Linked DNA regions of Mus musculus: region 1 is linked to region 2. The links are chromatin loops, found by intact Hi-C in ENCODE. Cell type or tissue: heart. All regions are shown on one strand. Each heading gives the region's core, and the rest is flanking DNA. Links, peaks and the distances in the headings are about the cores only. Region 1 has its middle 47 kb from the start of Rtl9. Region 2 overlaps Tmem164 (transmembrane protein 164).

Region 1 (12,206 bases), core at 1,992-9,991, 230 kb before region 2:
CAATTCTCCCCGTTTTTGGTGGTGAGAAAATCAAGTTGTGTTTAGAAACATCTTCAACATAAAGGCAGTGTGATAATAATGGAGCCCAAGTTTTATATACATATATATATATGAATTGTGTGTGTTCATGTATGTGTGGGCACATGTGTACCCCAACATATGTGTGGCAGCCACAGAGTAACCTAGGGTATCTGCTTTACCTTGGTTCTGGAGATTCAGTCTTAGATCCTTGTACTTGAGTGGCAAAGCACTTTGCCCACCAAGGCATCTCCCTAGCCCCCAAGCCCAAGTTCTTCCTTGGAATCACAAAAAAGTGTATGACTGTGCTATTTAGATATGCTATAATGAGTTAACCAAATCGTTACTCACATCATTTTTGGTTCTTTCTTTCTTTCTTTTTCTTTCTTTTTTTTTTTTTTTTTTTTTTTTTTTTTTTTTTTTTTTTTTTTGGTTTTTCGAGACAGGGTTTCTCTGTGTAGCCCTGGCTGTCCTGGAACTCACTCTGTAGACCAGGCTGGCCTCGAACTCAGAAACCCACCTGCCTCTGCCTCCCAAGTGCTGGGATTAAAGGCGTGCGCCACCATGCATGGCCATTTTGGTTATTTCGATTTTATGTCTGTTTACAAGTAATCTTTTAGTGAGCAAGCAATACTTAACATGGAGAATTTTGACAGTATGACATTTCCATCTGGAAGTTGTTCTTATTCAGATGTGCACCACGCGTACGTGGGTGTGCTTGTTGTTACCACATCCTCACAAAGCCTAGGCTTTTGCAACTTTTTTTTTTAATTTGGCCCATTTGAAAGATGAAAATGGCATGTCAATCACCTTGACGCTGTCTTAATTTGCATCTCTTAATTATTAGTGTTTTACGTACCTTTTCAAATGGCATAAAAATTTTTTGTGTGTTTTTATTTTTGCTGTGTTTTTTTTTTTTTTAGTATACTGCTAGTAGATTGCGTATCGGTATTACAATAATCTACAAGAGCTCTCTCATCCATTCCCTCAACACTCCTTTCTCAAATACCAGGCACTATCCTAGCACAAGGACTATGGTAGTGGCGAAGTGAAATCTCATCCTTCATGAAGTCGATTTGAATGTATGGGAAGTAGATAATAAGCAAGCAAATAATCACCTGTGCAATTTCACATCGCTGTAGATGGGCTAAAGGAAAGAGGGCACTTCTTGTAATAGAGCTCTCACAAATAATATTGACAGGACTGACTCACCATAGTTTCACTGTGGTTTTCAATACAACCTGTGTGAAAGTCATACACATTCTACAGAAACCTAGAAGCCATCTTTCCAACTTTGAATGGGAATCTTTTCTTGGGCTAGTGATACACTGCTCCCTACTCTGTCACAATGCTGGGCAGCAGCAGGTTCCCCAGTCAGGTATATGATGGTGAGTGGCACAACTGGTACTCTCCAGTGTACTGGGTTGTTAAGCAATGATGCTCGGTGTGATAAGTATATCCACTGCATTTTCTATTGATGATGTGTTCAATTTATAAAGGGTTTAAGAGGCTATAACGCCATCATAACTTGGTATCCCAATGACTAGCCTGCCTCTTATACTCTGCTCGATCCTTTGGTTTTTGGTTTTTGTTTGTTTGTTTGTTTGTTTGTTTTTGTTTTGTTTTTGTTTTTGACTTAGCCATACCAAAGTTGTAAGATATTTTTTTTCATTTCAGTGCAATTAGGGGGCAGTTTATTGGGCTTACACTTTCAGATCATAGTCATCATTGAAGGAACTCAAGACAGGAACTCAGACAAGAGCAGAAACCTGGAGACAGGAGCTGATGACGAGGCCACAAAGGGGTGCTGCTTACTGACTTGTTCCTCATGCCTTGCTCAGCCTGAGAACCCAGGACCCATCAGCTTAGGGATGGCACCACCCACCAAGGGCTGCACTCTCTACTCCTGAACACCAATGAGAAAATGCCTTAAAGCTGGATCTCATGGAGGCATTTCCTCACCTGAGGCTCCTCCCTCTCTTATGCCCAGTTGATACACAAAACCAGGCAGTACAACTGACCCCTTGTCAACTTGACACACAAACACATCACTCTTAAGCCACAACCTTTCCTTTTTATTTATCCCCAAGATCTCACATTAAAAACATAGATAATTTAAAAGTCCTACAGTCTTTACAAATTCAAACACATTAATATTTTAGTCCCCTTAGAATAGCCAATTTCTTTTAAAATCAGAAGGCTTTTAAAACTCATAGTCTGTCCATTGTGACCTCCAGTAAAATAAAAATAAAACCAATCACTTTCTTACTTCAAGAGCGAAAATTCAGGGCACAGTCACAATGAAAGCAAAGCAAAATCAAATTCCAACTGTCCAATGTCTGGGATCCACACATGACCTTCTGGTCTCTGTCATAGGCGTCACTTCTCCAGCTCTGCCCTCTGTAGCACTCTAAGCTCAGGTTGATCCACTCCACTGCCGCTTCTGTTCTTGGTGATCATCCCATGGTACTGGCATCTCCAGTATGCTGGGTTCTTCTGCTGCAACTAGGCTTCACCAATAGCCTCTCATAGGCTCTCTGCATGTTGCCAAGCCTCAACTTCTTTGCATGATCCCTTCAGTCCTGGGCTGTCAACTACAACTGAGGCTGCACCTTCACCAGTGGCCTTCCATAACCTCTCACAGGCCAAGCCTCAGCTGTTCTTCATGACCCTTTCACGCTTTCAAAGCCAGTACCACCCGGGTGACTCTTACACATTACCAAGTCCAGCCGCAGCACGAGGTACAACCTTGGCTATCTCTGGAACACAGCTTATTTGTGCTTCCAGAAAACACTTCCCAGAAGATTTCACCTCAGTGATGCTGGTCTCTTCATAATCACTGCTAATTTCTTAGCTCTAGCCAACCAGCATCAAGTATCAGTGCAATTTTATAACTACTAAGTCCTCTCATTCCTCATATCTTTATCCTTATTTCAAAAATTATCATCTTTTCCTCTATTTTTTTTTACTACTGGTGCCATCATTTTGTGGTTATTGGTTTTATGATACATATTTTTAAGTTGTTGAATTTCTACATAATAAATCTCTGTCATTATCTTTTCTTTGCAACTCCTGAAGTTTCTTTGCTGAATTTGCTGGAACTGTGTACTTCAAAATACTTAAATATTCTCCTATGCTTTTGCTTTTTAGCTTCTAAAATTTTGATATTTTATAATCTAATTTGATATTTGGTCTTTTAAAGTCCCCTTTTGAGACTGCTTTTATGTATCTCAGACTGTCCTCAAACTCAGCCCTCCTCTGATTTTTGTTTGGTAGGGGTGACACTATGCATTTAATCTAAGGCCCCTCACCTGATAATAAGAAAGATTGATTTTTTAATTCTTTGGTCTAGCTGGAAATTATTTTAGGATAAAGAATGAAATATAGAGGCCAGGCAGTAGTGGTGCACACCTTTAATCCCTGCACTTGGGAGGCAGAGACAGGTGTATCTCTGTGAGTTCTAGGCCAGCCTGGTCTACAGAGTGAGTTCCAGGACAGCCAGAGCTACACAAAGAAACCCTGTTTCAAAAAAAAAAAAAAAAAGGAGGAGAAAGAGGAAGAAAAAGAATGCAATACAAACTCAGCTCTCTTTTTGAATGCTGGAGTGGTTGCTACAGTAAATGATGCCAAGGACAAAATGACAAATCCTTTCCCACAGACATGGTACGTGTGAGGCCCCGGAACTTTGCATGGGACTATCAAATCAGTGGTGACAGAAGTGTTCACAGACGCCAACATCCTTCACTCCGTGACATTGCCATATGAATGTATATAACTGTTAGGGCTCTATCACTTGATGCCCTTGAACTTCAACATTCCCTGCTCGCCCTTGCCTGCCACACACCATGATTCATTAGCAGCCATTACACCTTTCCTTTGCACTGAGACCTGGCATCTCTCCTGAAGAGCAAGAAGTTCAGTGAATCAAAAGACAAAACACAAAAAGGAGACACCCATGGATCCCTGTTGAAATGTGTCACATTGAGGCAACGTAGGTCACCGAAGTATGGGGTTAGAGTGGCTAGAGCAGCTTTGTGGGTACCACAATAGCACATGTCTAGTCTAAAGAAAGAAATGTTGCACTGTTTGCCTTCAGTGGCTGATAGGGCATCTGCCATGCTAAGGGCCTTTCACGGAGCTGCCTGGAATGATGTCAAAGAGATAAGTTGGGGGCTTCAGAGGCTGCAAGGACTTGTCCCAAGGTCTCAGTTAGAAGAGGCCTAGGATCCAAGAGATTTTCTTTTCTTAGAGTGTTTTTTTTTTCATTTTTTACATTTATTTTAGTGTGTGGGGGGGGAGGGAGGGAGAGGGAGAGAGTAGGAGACTGAGGGAGATGGGGGGGGGCAGAGTCAGAGGATAAGTTGAGGCAATCAGTTCTCCTCTTTCACCTGTTGGTCCCACAGATCAAATGCAGCTGAACAGGCTTGAAGACACCCAAAGGTTTATCTTGAAATTACCAGTGCTCGTAACCATGGCTTGGTTGTCCCTTACATTTGATAGCGCCAAGGCACCCATCTGGTTACACATTTCTGGAGGATGTAGGCATCTTCATGTCACCTACCCGGAGGAGAGGCACCCACACCAGGGATCCCAAGGGCAACAAGGAAAGGGAACTGGGACTTGAAATCATTCAGGCTCCTTGAAACAGCGCTCTTAAGCTCACACTTTGTCTCGGTTCCCGGGAGGTTCTCAGCTGAATGCTTAAACAAAAGAGGTGTCTGAGCGCCTCCATCATTTCACTCAGCTTTCCATGTAAAAACACAGCCAGACATGTCAGTAAGTATTTGCTCCACCATCCCCAGCTGATATGTTGCTGCTTCTCTCCCAGTCGCTGAAGTCAATTTATTGCTTATAGTAAGGTAGAGCGACTTTGATCATCTCTTCAATCCTCCAACTGCAGGCAGAGTGGGCAGCAGCTTCTACCCAGAACCTGAAGGTCCTTCATCCCGCTTAATGGTGTCTTATTGAAGTGCCACAGCGATCATAGAAAGAGACCTGAAGGATGGACTGGAGATGCAGCTCATGAGTAGAGTATTTGTCTAGCATACCCAAGACCCTGATCTTTCACCCTAAGCCCAAAGATGAAGAGACATGGAGGGAAGAGGAAGAAAAGAAGAGAAAAAAAGAAGGAGGGAGGGAGGGAGGGAGGGAGGGAGGGAAGGAAGGAAGGAAGGAAGGAAGGAAGGAAGGAAGGAAGGAAGGAAAGAAGGAAAGAAGGAAAGAAGGAAAGAAAGAAGGAAAGAAGGAAAGAAGGAAAATGGGAGGGACAGAGGGAGTTCAGAGTCAATGCTATGATCTCATTCCAAAAAGGGTGACTGATGAGGAAGGTCAAGGCTGTGAAACAGCAGGAATGACAATGGGAGCTGGAAGGACTGGCTCTTTTGGAGGACCAAACTGAGCTGAGGACCTACTAGGGTCATAGAAAGTTGACACATTGAAAAGACAGAACTTGATGCCCCTGTCCCTGGAGTCTCCTCAACCGTGGCCTAAATGAAACAATGGAAAGGGATTTAGCTGAACAGGGAAGTACCTTTAGCCAAGTCATCAGTGTCTGAGGCCTCCGAGGCCTGCTAGCGGCCTGTCAGCATAACTATCCCTCTATCCACCACTGGCACCATTTGAGCTCAGTCTCTTGACCCCAGTACAGCTTGAGATAACGGGACTGTACGATCCACTGAGCTTTGGCATCAGGATAGTCTAGCAACGAGGAAACATCTGCATTAGGATCTTTCTTCTGATGTCCAGAATCCTGCCTGGCTCTATGATCCACATCTCAGGATATGTCTGGATGTTCCCACCATGATGATGGTCTAGACCCGTGCTTGAGGCCACGCTAGTTAGTCCTCATCCTTTTGCCCACTATTTACCATGCATCTCCTCCAGCCCAGTCCTCGGTTAACTAGGCCAAGCCAAAGCAGAGCAGCCACAATCCCAGCCCCAGAAAGCCAACAAGTAGTTCTGACCCTTACTGGCATCGCTACCCCACCCCACTCACACACACACACACACACACAAATAAAAACCCAAACCCTCATGTAAATTTGTTTCATTCCATCTCTGTCCCCAAATTAAATATATAGCTGTTATACTCTACCCTCAAGTTCAAAGACACAAATGAGGATCCACAGAAAGAGGAAATGAAAGCAACCCATAAGAAAATACTGTGTTTGGCATATAAATGCTTGCACAATCAATCCCACATAGAAAGACTGAATGACAAGGACAGAAGTGTGTGCTTTTACATTAAATCCCGGTGGATGTGGCTGCAAACACAAATGAGTAGAGGTATGTTGTATTGATAGCTCTCATTGCCAAACAGCACAACTGTTGACAGGACCGTTGTCTGAAAACGGATGACTCAAGGTCAACCTGGGGCAAACAGTCCCTTATTCCATCTCTTCATAATCTTTGCACTAACACAAAAACCCTTTGTGGTTCTGTAAAAAAAAGCAGTTGAGGTAACATGATTATAAATTGGATTTTCACATCAGTGGAAATCTACTCAAAACCCATGTGAGATGTTGACTATTTTTTGGTCATTTCTGAGACATTAAATACCCTCATGTAGTTTCCAAAGATCCCTCTAGGGGGCAGTATTGTCTCAGTTGAGAGCCAGTGTAGCAGTTCACTTCTGGGAGGATAGGGCCTTTACCTGGTTCTGGCCAGGCTCCCACCCTATCCTCCTCTGTCTGGAGTTCAGTCCTTGTTTATCCTTGTATCTAATGAGATTCCTAAGCTCCAGCACTTCCAATGGTTGCTCCTTCCATCACAGCCTTCTGGGTTGCACTCTGGTTGCTAGTCTCTGAAACACCCTATTGAAGTCAGCCTCTATAGCTATTATCCGGCCCAGTGCCAAGAGGTGCCCTTCACTTTCCACTTGAACCTTTGACCACCTGTACCACCACTGCCTCCAGACTCCCAACCTGTTGAGAATCAGTAGAACAAATGCAGCCACAAGGTTTGAACTTGTGCCTCACTTCTGTAGCTAGGATCTGAAATAACAGTCAATCCCCTTCTGAAAATACCAAAACAGAGTGTAATCCACTCTTGGCTGTTTCTTCTACCAGCTCCACATCACAAAACCCCTTAACTGAGAAAGCGGCCCAGCTCCTTGCAGGGCATTATAGTCAAGAGTATTTGCCTGCCAGAAAGAAAATGGTGGCTCACACCTTTAATCCTAGCACTAGAGAGGCAGAGGCATCAGAGGTATCTCTGAGTTTGAGACCAGAGTGAGTTCCAGGACAGCCAGGGCTACAGAGTGAAGCCTGTGTGTGTGTGTGAGTGTGTGTGTGTGTGTGTGTGTGTGTGTGTGTGTGTGTGAGAGAGAGAGAGAGAGAGAGAGAGAGAGAGACAGAGAGACAGAGAGACAGAGAGACAGAGAGAGCAAACAAAACAAGAATATTTGCCTGAGAATCGGATGGGGGAGGTGTTGTAGTTCTGGGTCTATCTGATGCTGCTTAGAGAGTTTCATTTGCTAATTTGGAAAATAATGATATAAAATGCTTCATACAGTGTATAGACAATCTCCAACACACGCCCCACCACCACCCCTCACAGTTGTTCTGATTCTGGGAAGCAAATGGTATGTGCTAAAATCTGGCAGACTTGACCTGCCTGCCCCGCCTTGTACATTTTCATATGATGTCTAGACCGAGACTGAAGTTTTTAATGACACTGACCAAGATGCATCCACACCCTGGTTTAAAATACCACACAATCAGAAATGCTGGATTGGTAAGCTCTTCACCCAGCCATCAAGACTTAAACAAAGAAACAAACAAACAAACAATCCTGTTTCGTTCCATAAAGCAATTCTGAGATGTAGCCATCAAGCAGGCTGGAGGCGTACAGTTAACTAGGAACTATCCTTAAACGAAACCCCTCCTTCTCTATAGAATTCAAGACATGTCTGCAGAGAGGACTGAGGTTGGCTGCGTTGTTAATCACCACAAGCGGTGTCTGTGCAGTGCCAGAGCTTTTGTAAGAAAGGGGAAAACACCATCAATCATCCAGGTGCCGAAGAAAGTGGTCGGCTCCCGTGCGGACACAATATTAAAAAGTCATCCTCAGTACAGCAACTAGATTGAGGCAACAGACACCTTTAAGGTCCTAACCTGCCTGCTTGGCATCAAGAAAGGGTCTTGAAAAAAAAACCCAGAAACAATTGACCAGGACGGCCACACATTCATCAGTCAGTCGATATTTATTGAGCATGTACTATGTACCTGACACTCTGAGGGATGTAGAAAGCAGAAGAGTACAACATTGACGACAGCCTTCCCATGAAGAACTCACTGTCCAGTGGATGGGACAGGAGGAAGGAGGGGGAAAAAAAATCTCAGTTCAAAGCAGTAGAAAAAAAAAACTCAATCCAAAGCAATGGAAAGTTGTTCAGCTCATGCTTTTAGTTGCTGTATTTACAATCTCATAAAGTCAAGCAGGCCAGATGTTCTGCTATTTGGTAAGAGGAAAAACACAGTCAGGTTTATTATGGTGACTGACTTCTCAAGGACTTACACAGCGTGATTCCAGGACCAGGTTATTTTTTGACATTAGGAGGATCACTTACATTTCCTAGCTGCTTAGCATGGGTCGGGATGCCCACCCTCTCTGAACCAGTTCCCCCCTGTGAACACAGAAGACAGTAATGACCCCTTCTTTAAAGGACTGTCATGGTGGTTAAAAGAGATGTCCTACGGTTACTCCTGGAGGTGCATGGCTGTGATTCCAACATTCAGGCCAAAGGCAGGAGTTGATGGCCAGCCTCAGCAGCACTGAGAGGCTGAGGCAGCGAGTACGCCTCATGTAAATCCCTCGGCATGGAGCTGACTGCAAGCCAATGTTTTGTAAAACTTAGATTCCCATAATCATTAAAGGACAAAAAAAATGACCATCGTTAGCATTGACTGAAAATATCCAGAGCCTCTGAAAGCAAATTCTTCCCTTTCATACTAGCAATAGGGGCAAGGATCCTCCCTCTGTGGAGTACCAGTGTTCCTGGGGACCTTCCAGTGGAGCCCAGTAAAATGGCAAGGCACAGGAAGTGTCTATTCCCTATCCCATAGGTTAAGCTGGGTTTCTGCTGCCAATCTTTTGCCCTTTCACTACTGTGGCCCCTCGCTGTGAGCTCCTGTGCCTCAATTTCAATCTTATTCCTCCCTTTACACGTTCCCTCTGCAGTTCCCGTGTCCTACATTGTCTTTCCCGGGGGATTAGCTCAGGAAAGGCTAGAGAAATTATAATGTGACCTTTTCAAAATGAATGACCTGTATTAAGAGGAAAAACACACACACACAGCACCTTGAGAAAAATGCACGTACATAAAACCTCACAAAAGGCTCTGACTCACAGTTAAGATAAGCAGAGTGAATAGATTTTCCATTGTAATGGCAAAGACTTATCTCCAGATCCACATCAGAGTGTTCCGATAGTTCCCACCCCAGAAGGAAATGCTTGGGGCTGCTATGAGAAGTAAGGGTAATTCCAACACCTTGCAGATGACGGGATTGTGCTCCCTAAAGTGCTGCCGCATGCGTTTTGTTGTTTTCTTGGATAGTGATATAATACATTTTGCCTCTGAGTCAAATGTTTTGACTTCTGCCAAAAAAAAAAAAGAGGAAGAAAGAGAGAGAGAGAGAGAGAGAAAGAAAGAAAGAAAGAAAGAAAGAAAGAAAGAAAGAAAGAAAGAAAGAAAGAAAGAAAGGAAGGAAGGAAGGAAGGAAGGAAGGAAGGAAGGAAGGAAGGAAGGAAGGAAGCAAGCAAGCAAGCAAGCATGACTTACAGGAAGTCTAAGAGGCCTAATTAGTGAGGAGTTTCACTTAATCCAGTGGTTTTGCAGCAACCCTGATGGACTAAGGCTCACACCTGCAGTTAATAAGAACTAAGTCATCAGAAGTGGCCTTTAAGGGCTACGTGAGAGTGGGTGAGGGACTGATGTGTATACATAGGGCTGGTTCTCCTGAGATAAAAATAACAGGCTGATGTGCTCGAATTACCTATAATATGGTGTGGTGGGCTTTGGTGATGGTGATGGTGGGTTCTTTTTGGTTTTGTTGTTGTGGTTGTTTCATTCAGGATCCCATTGCAAGTGTTACCTATTGCTTTCAGCTTTCTGGAATTAATAGTGTCTTACAATCAGACAGTGCTCTTTTCCCTTCCTACTGCCAGTCAGCATGCTCAGGAGAAAGTCATTCATGGCCTTATGGGCTTACCCCCTAAGTGTATTTTTTAAAGGCAATGCTTCTTAGGCCAGACAAAGTGCAACTGAAAAGCGCTGTGATTAAAGATGTGAGCCCCGACAGCCTGGCTTCATTCGTCATTCGACTATATACGCCAGGCTGTGGTGGACCTCCCAGGGTAAATGGGAGAGAGCCACAGACCTGATCATCATCAGAAGAAAGGGGTATGTGTGCTATAACTGAAAGAACTCAAAATGCGTGCGCTTGTTCCAAGGAGACTGTGTGGTACAGCATATAGTATGTACCTTCTCTAGTAGAGTCTGAAGTAACCCAGGCATCAAATACCTAGGTATTTCTCGAGCAAAAATACAGAAGTGTTCACCCAGGGTGGGATTAACAAAGAGCATCCGGAGTCTCATACCAGCTCAAGTGCGGCTGCCAAATGAGTTTGTCATCAACTTATAAAGGCTCTCATTTGTTCAGGACCCTTTTAAGTTTGGAATCACAGATACGGGCCTGGGAATGCTGGACAGCTGCAGTATGTGGGTAGAGTATGTCCCTCTAAATGCCTCTAATGTACACCAGCTCTGCTGCCTCTGCAACCCAGAGTGTGCTCTGTCTCTCTCTGTCTCTCTATGTGTATCTGTCTGTCTCTTTCGCTGTGTCTGTCTCTCTATCTCTTTCTCTGTCTCTCATGTGTGTGTATGTGTGTCTCTGTCTTTGTCTGTACATGTGCGCATACACATGTGTGTATATGCAAGTGCACACTCGCGCGCGCGCGCACACACACACACACACTTGTATGTGTGTCTGTCTGTCTGTGTCAAACAAAGGAATGCCATCCCTGCCCACATGTCTCAAAGGAATAAGCCCTTTTGTAATCAAACTCTCCAATTAGTAGGTTGTGTTGTCAAATGATTTCAAACATTTTGTCCTAGATTTCCTAGGAACACATTTGTGAACTTTCCAGAATAAACACCTTCATGTGGGACTTCTCAATGGGATAGAATCACTATGTTTCTGTGAGAGACTTCATGTCTCTGGCCTTTAGTGTTCTGCAAAAAGCTGAGGGTCGAGAGAGCCTGGTCCCCCTCTCTCACACAGCGTCCAGAAGATGACAGGGCCTATGAGGTGATAAGAAAAAAAAAGGCTGAAAACCCCACATGGAGGGTCAGCACCTTCTGGTTATCAGGACTGGGGGACACCCAGTTACCCTCTACTGGCTGGGCAGCTTCACAAAGGGACAACTTCCCTGGTGGGGAAACACCTAGTCAACTCAGCCACACCCTCGGAAGTTGTTTGTTTTCTGAGAAAAAGGACGCTTTCTATAGGGTTGGTCTTCTACTAAGAAGACTCCTATGAAGCATCATTTTCTTCTCCCACCTACCCCCCACCCCATCTCCTCCATCTCTGAGCTTAAACAAACCGAAGCAATCTGTTCAACCTTAGCCTCATGCAAAAGCTCGTCTTCTTTCCCCTTAGGCCCAGTCTCCTGCTCCGCCCTCCAGGAATCTGAGCCCACATCATTTGAGGATGAGCTCAGTCTAGAACCACTCCCTTCCTCCCTCCGAGGCCTGCCTTCCCAGCCCCAGTAATTCCAAAGCACACATCTGTTGCAACACAAAGGGCCCACCCTAGGCAAAACTGAGCTGGGGACACGGTCTTTAGTCTGCTGATTTCCCACACCCCCGCACCCCACCCCTGATCGCACTGCCTTCTTCTTCCTTGGGGAGCCAACTCCCTGGAACCTTTCCCTCCCTTCTCGCTGCCAGGAAAGGCTGTGATAAAGGAATTTTCAGTGTGATATAAATAATAACATTGCGTTACAGAGGCACCCCTGCCAGACCACCCCTTGCAATCGAATTCAAATGAATTGTATAGTGATGATGGAGTTCCTGGCATCCTTTACAACTTAAAAAAAAAAGATATTTGTAGATTGGATGTCTTTCTGGTGTCCTCTGGGTTATAGATGGAGGGCCACCAAGTCATCTCTAGCCTTCTTGATGTAAG
Region 2 (12,206 bases), core at 1,435-9,434:
CACTCTGTCAAACCTTTGCCTTCCTAATTCTTGCTCACTGCTCCGGGTCCCTGGAAGAATCCTCCGGGATCCACTCAATTCCATGGTCTTGTCTCCATGACCACACTTCAGTCATTCACTTTCACGGGCAAGCCTGAGACCCTGTGAGTAGGAACAGCTACATCCTCTCTCTGAGCTCAAAGACAAACATTTCCCCTTTAGCCATCACTGTCTTCCCTTCCCGATCACTTCTTCGAACCATGACTCCACCTGGTCTTTGACACCAAAAGAATCAACATTCTCCCTTCCTCCCTCGCCCTCTCCCTCTCTCTTATATTTAAGAGAGTTTCTCTGTATAACAGCACTGGCTGTCCTGGAATTCTCTTTGTAGACCAGGCTGACTTCGAACGTACAGAGATCTGCCTGCCTTTGCCTCCCAAAGTGCTAGGATTCCAGCCCTTCTTTCCTTTCTTAAATCCCATGTCCTGCTATTCTGATTATCTTCCTTGACACCTTTGTCTCCTCTCACTATGGCTAGAAAAAAACAAATCCTCTGCCCTGGTTAAATTCACCCTCTGTCTTCCCTTGCCTGTCCCTACCTAGCTTAGCATGGCTGGAGAAAAACAGCGGCACTGACTACCCTCATGCCCAATTTGTCATCACAGACCTGAAGTGCATCTTTCATGTTGCCAGGCAATCACACTATATTCCCCTGCCCATTCACTCTCTCGCTTTCTGAGGTCACAATTTAATATCCTCTCCTCTCTTCTCGAACCTCTAATACTTTCCTCCTGGCTTCACTGTCAAACAATGACCTGGGTACTTCCTGCTTCGCCTAGAAAAAGAGAATTACACAAAACACCCTGAGCCCTCACAAGCACATTTAATAAACACCCACACATTAACACTTGCCAGTTTTGCTCTGCCTTCATCTCTGCAACCCAGAAGAATCATGAAGAGAGGGTCTCAGTCAAGGCCAGACTTTCCTTTTGGGACCCTGATACTATTCCATCTACCTACCACTCCACAATTCTTTCTCTTACAACACTTGCTTCCTCTTTCCTACTGGATAAGTCTGGTGACCATGAAAACAAACTAAATGTAGAGATTGCTCTCATTTGAAAACAAGCACTTGACAGCTCCTGAGAGCTCCCAGTAACTGCTTGTCTCTCCATTAAAACAAAGATAGAATATCTTTACAACAAATATAGCATTGGCTATATCTGGCCTGGCCAAAGTGGTTGCTCCTAGTCACGTGTCACCCAGAGCTCCTAATATAGCTAATATAGCTAGTTTGAATTGAGCTGTGCTCTTGGTACAAAGTATATCTACTAAAATAGCCCAGCCATAATTTTATATTGGTTATTCTGAATGGTAGTTTTTTGGATAAACTATATATAATAAGGTATATTTCTAATATTAGTTCCACCTGTTTGTCTTTGTATTTTTAGTGTGAATATGAACACCTGAAATTATATACTTAACTCACATATTTTTATTAAATACTCTGCTCTATTTTCCTTATCCCAAATTTGTCTCTTCTTGCTCTCTGTGAAACCCACTTATATCAGGTTTTAGCCAAGGGGACTACCTCAACAGGGAAAATTCAATAGGAGGTTTGATGTGTACTTGGGTCCTGGGGATTGCCCTCTTTGAAATACTACTCAGAGGTCCACATGCCAGTAACAGCTGGGTGAACAGAGAGGACCAACCATTTCAGGGTCCCAGCTGGGTCCAGAAGAATGTCTTGGTCATTTCAAGCTGTTTTAACAAACATCACAGATCAGACATCTTAAACAACAAAAATTATTTTCATTTTTTTATTTTCTATTTTGGAAGGCTAAGAAGTCCACAGTCAAAGTATTAGGTGGTTGCTTTCTTATAGATACCACCTTCTTGCTATGTCTCCCTCACATGACAGACAAGAGGGCAGGGGTGCCAGTTCAAGGTCTGCTCTCTAACAGGGGCATAAATTCCATTATGAAAGAATATCTTCTTGCTTCATCTAACCCTAACTACATCACAAAGACCCAAATCTGACACAGCATCACATTGTGGGGCACAGCTTCAATCTACAAATGATCTTAGATGATCAGTCCATAAACAACAGGCCAATGGGCTCCCACATTGCAAGAACAAATTCGAAGTCACTAAGTCTTAGGGATGGTATTACCTAACATTACTTAACTGAAACAATACCCTCCCACACACACACACAAACACACCAAACCACCACCACCACCACCACCACCACCACAACAACAACAACAGCAAAGCAATACACAAGCCCCAAAGCCTTTATGGTTATTTTAGTAAATGGCCATTCATTTCATTAAGCAGGTCAAAAAGGTTAAACTCACTCTTGACCCTTTCTTCTTTTTCTTTCTCATCCTATACTTGATTCTATCCACAAACGGTTGGCTGGCCCTTTAACACAGACTCAGAACCCAACACCTGTTTCCTATCTGTACTGCATCCCGGTTTGAGCCACCATCATCTGCCCCCTAATTTATTATGGAAAGCAAGCAAGCAACCCTTTAAAACTTTACATTAGACTCATTGGCCTTCCCCTCCTCCAACGACCTCTCAACCACCTATCTTAGCTAGTTTTGGTGCGGTTATCATCTTTAACCTCATGTCCGACTAGTTTCCCCTCCTTCCTCTGGCACCACAGTGCTTTATACCTAGTTGCTGGAATAATCTGAAAACACTTCTGCCTCATGGCCATTACACTTGTTATATCCCCAGCTTGCCATATCGTTCCCATAGAGATCAAAGGGCTTGCTTTTTTTGCCAGTTAGCCTTTGCTCAAATGTCACATTGTCAGTGAAACCTTTCCTTTAAATGAGGCCATTGCATTCAAAAGAGCAGCCCTCCGTGCCCAGGCGGCAGCATCACATACTTTTCCTTTGTAAGATCGCCTCTTGCATCACACTTAACATTTAAGTACCCTATGTAGCATTTCTCTATTTCTTTCCTGTCCATCTCCTCCCACATGGATGTGCTGTCCATGAAAGCGAGGATACTGACTGGGTTTGCTCTTTGTGTTTCGGTCTCGGCAGCTACTACACGGCCAGACAGCAAGTGGGGATTTCAAAAATATCTGTTGAAAGAATGGCATGTGCAAGCCAGCGTGCCGAACTGAAGTACTTCATATAGTCTACCTCTTCATTAGACTTGTGGGATAGAGACAGAGTAGGGGTGGGGGCCAGTTCAACAATACAGCATCCTACTTTATATATGGTCTGGAGAATCACAGATCATGCTGGGACTGAATTAAAATGGAGGCTGAGTGATTCGGGTGGTCTGGGGAGAGTAGGTCAGAGCCTCTGCATTTCTCGACAGCTCCCTCTGACTTCTGAGGCTCAGAGTACCCTTTGATCAGCAAGTTTGTAAACTGAAAGGGAAGGCAGAAGTAGGGAGACCGTGGAGGAAGCTACAACAAGAGCTGGAGCAGGGGTGATCTAATCTGAACTCAGAGAGTCTAGTACAGACGGATCAGAAGGGATCGGGAGGTAAAACTGGCAGGTTTTCATTACCGGCTAAATGGAAGTTGGGGCTGTGAAGACTCAGGAGCCCCTGACTGACTTTCGATCTCTGTCTCAGAGACGCTGAACCGAACGAAGTGCTACTTAAACCTAACACACCACTATAAAGCCCTGTTAGGCACTGCGCACAAACTGAGTCCCTGGTGAGTGAGCTGTGAGCAAGGGGAGGCCAACTCCTGGATCATTTGAGGCTTAATGTTCATTCTGTCTCAGCCATTCTGAGGGTGGAGATTCAATCTTCCACAGCACAGGACTCCTTGCATGGCTGATTACAACACAGTTTTCTGGACACCAGCCTACAGTTTTGAATTCAGTCGGTCTGAGAAGTGGCCTCCAATCTGGAATCGGAGGACCCGCATTGTTAGCAGGTTCCCTGGTTCAGGTGATGCTGCTGATATCCGAGCTACACTGTCCCGGAGGAAGCTGTACGAAATGCAGGCAGGTTCTTAGGACCTGCTTCCTGGGACTCAAACCCTGGAGGTAGGGGTGGATCCCACAATTCCTACTTAAGTAACAAGCACCTTAGGGTGATGTAAAATGTGGGGTTTGTGACAAGACTGGAGGTCCACTGACGTAGGGAGAACCCTGGAGCCTGAAGCTCTAGTGGAGAAAATCACCAGTAAAGGAACAAATAATTTAGCCAGGTGGGAACCTGCAAGGTGATAAAACTATGGCAGAAAACCCGTGACTTAAGCTTTTCCCACAAAACCCCAGTGGCATCCTTCTTAGTAGGGAAAAGCCAATGGCCTTCGGAGACTCTCCTATCTGCTCTACTGTGTAAGTCTCAGCCCTTGGTCACAATTTACATCCCTCCATTTGGCTCCCCACTCCAATTCACCGCCAACTCAATCCTAATGCTAAGACCTTTCCCAGAACCTTAACCTTTGCCAGCCAGGATGGGCCACTGAGGTGAAGGACCTTAGGGTCAATGTCAAGGCAAACAAAGAGCTTTGGTTCTATTGGGTCCTGAAACCACCCAGCAGAGGGGCTGTGCCTCAATTCTCAGGTTGATAACGAAACTGGAAACTGGAAGCCAATGGGGAAGTAGCTTTTCCAGATCACAGGACACCAGGGTTCTTAAACCCCAGTCTCCAGAAATGGACCCAAGGGCTGCTGAATTGTTAACACCTGAAAAGAACAGAAAGACCCTGTCTGATAATTCTGAAGCTAGAGCGCCCTCTAGTGTACACAAGAGAGATTTCCTGCAGCCTGGAGACCAGGCAAAGAGGGGCCAGCAACCAGGGGGATATTTAGAAAAAGACACCTCTTATTTTCTACATTTATGTTTGAAAAACATAGAGTAAAGAACGAAGAATTATAAAAGGTATCAAAGTTAAAAGAAATTATCAAATTATCTCTATTGTTTTGTAACCTAGGTATGTTTCTTTATAAATGCATGCATGCTGTAAGGTTTATCAGCAAATCTGACAAATCACCCTAATTTCAAAGCGCTGATGAGCACTGGCAGTATATGGAGGGGTCTGCAGCTGTTTTGATGTAACAGGCAGCAGACTGTGTTGGCCAGTGGCAACCAAGTCACAGACATAGTTAACAGAGCAGACACCTAGTGCTTGGCAGGGGCAACAGGGTGTCTGTGCCTTTCAAGATCCCACTCTTGCAGGTCGCACGTCACCACTGCTCTCCTCAGGGTCACCATGAACTTCACCCTAGATAGCAGCCCTCCTTTTGACACTGTCTTCTTTCCTAACAGCATTCAGGGGGGGGATTTCAACATCCGCGTGGGTGCCTCTTCCAGAGCCCTCACTTTGTGGCATCTTGACCCTCCACAGGTCTGCTGGACCTTGTTTCTCACAGCCTGCCATCTGTCATCACACTTACGGGCTCCACCTCCGAGAGGAAAATCTGACCACAACCTCCAAAGGGTTCAGCTTTCATGTCCTCATCCTTATAGTGTATGGGCTCCTAGACCTCCTTATAAACTACCAACTCCCTTGTTGCCCTTAATGCACACACACACACACACACACACACACACGTACACACACACACACACACACGTACACACACACACACACACACTCACAATACCTACTTGTTCCTCTGCTCTCTCCAGACCTCCCTTCTGTTCAGCCCAGCTTGGACTCTTTTGACCTTAGCCTCTGGCACCAGCCCTTAAGTTTGGCCTAGTGGACAGAAGGGACTTTTCATCCGTCTCCTTACAGAACTACAGTCGGTAATTCCCAAGGCATCCCATGCTAACGGTGGGAGCGGAAGAAACCATGGACACTCAACTGTATTGGGTGAGTAGGCAGGGCCTTTGTACACTGGCAAGCAGAAGCCATCCCCATAATACCGAACAACTAACCCACCACTGCCTATGCACCAGGCACTATTGAAAACGCTCTACACGACGATGCACGTACTGCATCGTTACAACCCTGCAACGGAAGAAGGAATTTGATGCGGGCCATATTCCTTTGAAGTGCTCCCAGATTGCACGGCCTGTCCACAGGAAACTAGCCTCTGAGATGGGCAAAGCAGAGAGCCCAAGCAGCAAGTTCAACAGGAGCTGGAGAGCCAGGCAAGAGGAGCATCTGGCCCTGGGGAGTACAGAGAAGTTAAGGAACTTGACTGCTCACACAACTGCCATGGAATAGAAACAAAACTTGAAAACAGGCCATCTAACTACCCAGTGCACAGCATGCGCCTCTATCATGCGCATATCAGTACAGACAGCCTTTGGACAAACAGACCTGTATACCTTCTCTCTACTCAGTGCCTTCTCAGTGCCTCTGCCAGGACAGGGAGGAAGACAGGACCTGCTATAGCTAGAACCACCTTCCATTCTCTGGCTGCTCTTCCAGGGGACCCAGGTTTCCAGTACCCATCTGCCTGTAATTCTAGTAACAGAGGATCCAATGCCCTCTTCTGGACTCCACAGGTACTTGGCATGCAAAACACCTATATACACAAAAATAATAAAATAATATCATGTATACAAAATAAAAATCATTTTTGAAAGAGTTCTGAGATAGCTCAGTTGGTAAGATGGCCTTACAAACCCATATGCAAAAAAACAAAACAAAACAGGTGTTTACTGTTCTGCTAAAGGAATATAGCAATAAGAGGATTCCCAGAGATATTCTGCTATACTCAGAGGTCAGTGCCTTGCTCAGCCATCATCAGAGAAGCCTCCACCTGCAGCAGATGGGAACGAATACAGAGACCCACAGCTGGACAATGTGAGAAGAATGAGCGACTTTAGAACACTCAGTCCTAAATGAGATGTTTCCAGCAAATCCCCCCTCTCCTTAAGTGGCTTAGGGAACTCTAAAGAAGAGGGAGCCTTTCTCAAAAAACAAAGTGGATGGCACCTAAGGAACAACACTAGAGCCTGACCTCTGGCCTGTACACACATCCATTGTATATATGCACCTGCTCACTCATGTACACGTGAACACACGCACAAAACAATTTTATGGGCGGTGCTCAAAAAACCTAGACTCCTCTTCCATTTTCGATGCCTAGTCCTCTTGTCACTGTCATTTCCAGTGCACCATCTCAGCAGTGTCAAAACCTCGCACTTCACCGACCCCTGTTTCTCAATACCATCAACACTCTCTCACACTACTGCCCTTGTTGTGGGGTTTGAATGGAGCCAGTCCCGGGGAGAGGAGACAATGGGAGGAAGGGAGGAAAAGGAGAGCCGAGGAGAGGAAAACGGGAGTGCTGTGAAGGGAAACCTCTTCCGTTGGTTTTTCGATGCTCACAGACCCTCACCCCGCACTCTTCTCCAGAGACCTGATCTTGCAGCACTTCTCAGATCACATGTGGTTTAGCTACTGCTAGCCAAGTGAAATTTCTACTGGTTTTGCTTCAGGACAACTCAGCTGTCCTCCTGTTGCTCCAACCCTTCCCACAATCTCCCGACAGCATTTTCTTCTTTGTCCACCTTCTCAGGGTTGCTTTATCCCAAGGGTTCCACGCCCTGGTTCCCCTCCCACCTCTCCCCAGGCTACCTAGCTTCCCTGGAACACCTCATCCATTACAAAGCTTCTACCACTACTTCTATAGCAACAGCACTGTAGTCAACCCCTTCCCAGAATTCCCTGAACAGTTCTAGAACTTTCTTTCCTGCTGTCTTCTAGACAACTCAGCCTGAATAGGTTAGAAGGAATTACTCAAGCTCGACCATGTCCTTTCTGCTACAGGTTGAACATGTATCCCCTAAATTCGTGTTGAAACCTCACTGTGAATGTGATGGTTCGAGAAGGTGGGGCATTACAGGGTAGAGTCCTTATAAATGAGATCAGCACACTTATAAAATGGGTCAAAAGGGACCTGTTCATCTGTGGCACATGCATGGATGTGTGGATGCAGACAGCGGTACCCATGAAGAAACGGGCCCTCACCAGATTGCTAATACCTGGATCTTGGGCTTCCCTGCCTCCAGAATGGTATTTTTGTTACAGCACTCAGAAAAAAATAAGTCACTTCCTAAAAATATGCCTTCTCTGTTAGTGGCCCTGTCACCTATACCCAAATCCTAGAAGACTCATTGACGTCACTGTCACTCTTGCTCCCACAGCATCTCAAGTATAAAAAAAATTATTAACTTAATCAATGTTTATTATTCATTTAGTGATTTAAAACAAATAAACAAATAGCCAAACTTGTCATAGCTCCTGAGATTAAAAATGTGTGACTGCTGCCACCTGGTGGTGAAACACAGATAGACATCGCCTCGCTGGGGCGATGGCTACCATCAAAGCACACAGTAAAAAGGCACTTAAAGGTAAGTGTGCTTTCCAGTCGCCTCAGGGCGAGGCATCTCTGGAACAAAAGGCTAAATTATAAAGCTAAATTATAAAGGGGTGGGGAGAGCCTGGAGTCCATAGGGTTATAGGGGAACGTGTGTGTGTGTGTGTGTGTGGCAAGGAGGGTGGGTGGGTGGAGAACAGCAGATCAGTTGCTTTCAAAGGACTAAGTGTAATGGGTCAGAGTCCGAGTAATGGGAAAGAAGATGGAGCCATGCAAGGTCAGATTGTAAGTGAGCTTTCATGTGGTGTGAAGGAATGGGCATGGACAGAATCCAATGTGAGAGTTACACGCAGTGGACAAAATCCGATCAGAGCTGCTTGCTCTGATGATCTGGTGAACAGACAGGATGGTTGACAGGAAGGGTATGGGAGAAGCCAGGATGCAAGTGAGAGAACGAAGTAGCCCCCATGTTAGAGGATGAGAAACTCCACTAGGCTGAAGGATGGAGGTGGGGAGGAAGGGCCAAAAAGGGGCTAGCACTGTAGAGGAGCTGGAAGTCAGAACTTCTGAACTGGTAAGTGGGGAACACGAAGCAATGGAGGGGGCTGAAGTGGAGGGCAATGGGGGACAAGGAAGGAGAACAAGTTAGAAGGGCTCTGAAAAGAAGGAATTTGATGCGGGCCATATTCCTTTGAAGTGCTCTCAGATTTCACTGCCTGTCCACAGGAAAGTAGCCTCCAAGATGGGCAAAGCAGAGGGGCCCAAGCAACAAGTTCTACAGGAGCTGGAGGAGCATCTGGCCCTGGGGAGAAATCAGCATCTCAAAGAAGGGAGCAGAAGCTGCTAAATCCACAGCTAATCATGCAATCTGTCCCTGCAGGGGTTTGTGGCTTTAGAATTGATCAAGGCTAAATCCTCACGGCCCCGGAGCCCACAGTCTAGTAAAGAGACACATATATAAATTCATGAGAGGCAAGAGAATTAGTGGTGAATAATAATCGCTATAGTAAGGAGACACCATGCATGCACAGGGGTGGGGGTGGGGTGGGGGGGTGGTAAGGACTTGTCATGCTCATGACAATCAGGAAGGTAGGTCCTAGTACTACCCTAGCTTGCATGTGACCAAGACAAAGAGACCTCAACGCACTAGCTCCTATGTCATAGGCCTGTAGCAGTTGGCATAACTATTCCTCCCTCTCAGAATGAGTGTGTGTGTGTGTATGTGTGTGTGTCCCCACAGATAAGTAAGGGAGGATAGCTACATGTTTATATATCACTATGGAGTAGGAAAAGACTTCTTAACACAACCCAGAATCCAGGAACCAATGAATTAGAGGCAGATAAATGTAAATTACAAAGAAAATTTGCATGATCAAAACCACAGTCGAAAGACAAATTATACACACACACAGAAAGAGAGAGAGAGAGAGAGAGAGAGAGAGAGATGTCTAGGCAGAGCTAGAAGGAAACTCATTATGTGCCCATAGATGACCCTGACATCCTTATCCTTCTGTCTCCACCACCCCAAGTGCCAGGATTATAAACCTGTGCTACCACATCTGGTTTTTATGGCACTGACGATAGAAGCCAGGGCTTCATATATTGGTAGGTCAAGCCCTATCAGTTGAGCTATATCCACAGGCTTGAATAAAATTTTAAGCATAAGACTTTGAGAGTTACAAAAGAAACCAATCATATTAAAATCTAATTATTGAAATATTCTTGACTAGCAAATATGCATGTCAAAGTTGAGGCACGGATAAATACGAATGCATTTTTGAGCTACCTGCAGCAACAGTAATATACGAGGAGATCAGTGATTTTACATTAAGGGAAAATACGCTTGACTACTGTAGAAACTGTAGTTTGTTGTTGATATTCAATAACTGACTGAAACACCTCACTTTCCTTACAGTTAATGCGGATGATTATACTTTTTCTTTTCTTTCAAAGTTGTTGGCCCCAGGCGGTTTAGATTCTCATAAGTCGTACATGTGGGGATTAAATGAGATCAAGATTCTTTAAGTCAAAGGAAAAAGGAAAAAAAAATGTGCCGCACATAGATGGTAAAAGTTGGCTTAGAAGATGCAGCTCCTATTCCATGTATGTGTCTGTGCATGAACACAGTCTGAGCAGAGCTTTCACTCATCCACTCTGTGCTCAAACCAACAACAAAAAGGAAACCCCCTGGGCTCCAGGGGCTGCTGGCTACCAAGACGCCAAAAGACGCCTGCTAGGCAGCCCACCAGGAGGAGGGCAGCAGGAGGGAAAGAGGGACCTCTTCCATGGAGAAGGCCATAGCTGAGGGGAGTTTAGAGAATATTGTCCAGGCCAAGGGCTGACAGGGAAATGACTAGTCAGAGCAGAAGCTGCAGGGCTGGAAGCACATGCAGAGATGGGAACTGGAAGCTCGGGTACCACAAAGGATTCCCTTATCAGCAAGATGTTACACAGCAAGGAAGGGACTAAAACAAATGGGGATGGAGCAAAGTCACAGGCTGGGTTACACGGGGTCTTTTGGGCCACTGGCTATAAGGAGAACCACTGTAAGTTCCTAAATAGGGAAATACTTTAAAAGTATTTAGTACTTTAGAATCTAGTGGAATGGGGCTGTTAAGGTGAATGGAAAACCACAAGGAGCCAACTGCCACCACTGAACGTGATGACTGCCAAAGCTGGACCCCTTGGGAGTGGCTCTAGAGATAACAGTTTGAAATTATTTTAATAATAGCTATTATTTATTAGCCCCTTACTAAACCTAATTTAAGACATTATCAAAGGAAAAAAAACCACAAGTGTATACAAGGTTTGATGCTACCTACAGGCACCCACCTGGAGAGCCTTGGACTGTATCCCCCCCACAGATAAATACTGGAGGATTACTGTGTTTATATAGCACCGTGGAGGGAGAAAGGACTTCTTAACACAACTCAAAATCCAGGAGCCAAGGAATTAAAGACACATACAGTTAAATTACAAAAAAAAAAAAAATCTGCATAAATAAGACCATAAAGTTCAAAGACAATTCTGGGGGCCATGTCTGCTAACCTGCTAACCCCTAATATCCACATGTAAAGGAGCTACTGCAACCCCATCTGAAGACAGAAGAGAAACATGAGCACTGAGGAGACGCATGGAGTTCAAAGACTGGGGAAGCAGATATAATCCGCCACATCTGTAAGAAGGTTCTGGGAGTATGGCTTAGTGGGGAAGTGCATGCCGCACATCAGTCGTGGGCTCTGTCTCGAGCACGGAAAGACAGGCAGACGAGAAACATGTCTCTAAAGTGCTCGGCTGCATTCCAAGTTCACTGTACTATTTTGTTTTGTTGTGGCTTGATTTGGTTTGGTTTTCACCCACCAGACAGACAAAAATGCAAGAGTGGAAAAAGCATTGTCTACTACATCTGTGTGAAAACAACCCAAATGCACATCAACAAAAAAATTATGGTTTACTCTTATAACCCCATGTTACTGTGTAAAATGAAACAGGCTCAATCCACGGTCCTGAGTGCAAATGATGGACCTGCCGTTGACTAGACATCCATTTCCTCCCAAGCGTATGGAAGATACCAGGGACGCCTCCTGACAAGTTTTGTTGGGGTCAAATGAGCTAACACTTGAAGGAATACCTGTCATTACTTATGTGATAGAGAAAGTACTGCCATTTTTATTATACTATATTCCATCATCAGTATTATGGAATATTAAGCTGCCTTGAAAAAAAAGACAAAGGGAAAGATACTGTGTAGCCTAGCAGAAACGAGTGTCTAAGCTAAAACACAGCAACAGCTCCAAAGGCAAGCGCAGACATGCTGGTTTCGAGTGTTTGGCGTAAGGAGTAAAGTCAATTTTTTGATCATTTCCTTGTATAGTTATCCCTTGATATCCAAAGGGCTTGGTTCCAGGAATCCACATCAATACGCAAATAAGCAGTGCGCAAGACGATTACACAAAA

The links. Hi-C counts contacts between places; a loop is a spot of excess contacts. Peaks named below come from ENCODE experiments on the same cell type or tissue, not always from the same donor. Only the 100,000 strongest peaks of a DNase experiment are listed, where the experiment ranks them.
Region 1: a loop joins it to region 2, with 6 times the contacts of the local background. A loop is called at or near these places in 41 of 42 quality-filtered maps.

Annotation. Positions count from the first base shown.
Region 1 is chrX:143,046,100-143,058,305 of GRCm38, reverse strand. It overlaps a transcript of Rtl9 not described here. Among named protein-coding and RNA genes, the nearest start is that of Rtl9, 47 kb to the left of the region's middle. In heart, for the core only: a CTCF peak has its summit at 6,600 (motif pointing right); no DNase peak of the experiment used is centred there.
Region 2 is chrX:142,814,492-142,826,697 of GRCm38, reverse strand. The region is part of intron 5 of Tmem164 (transmembrane protein 164); the gene reads right to left. Among named protein-coding and RNA genes, the nearest start is that of Mir652, 82 kb to the right of the region's middle. In heart, for the core only: CTCF peaks have their summits at 4,716 (motif pointing left) and 8,204 (motif pointing left); no DNase peak of the experiment used is centred there; H3K27ac peaks cover 602 bases.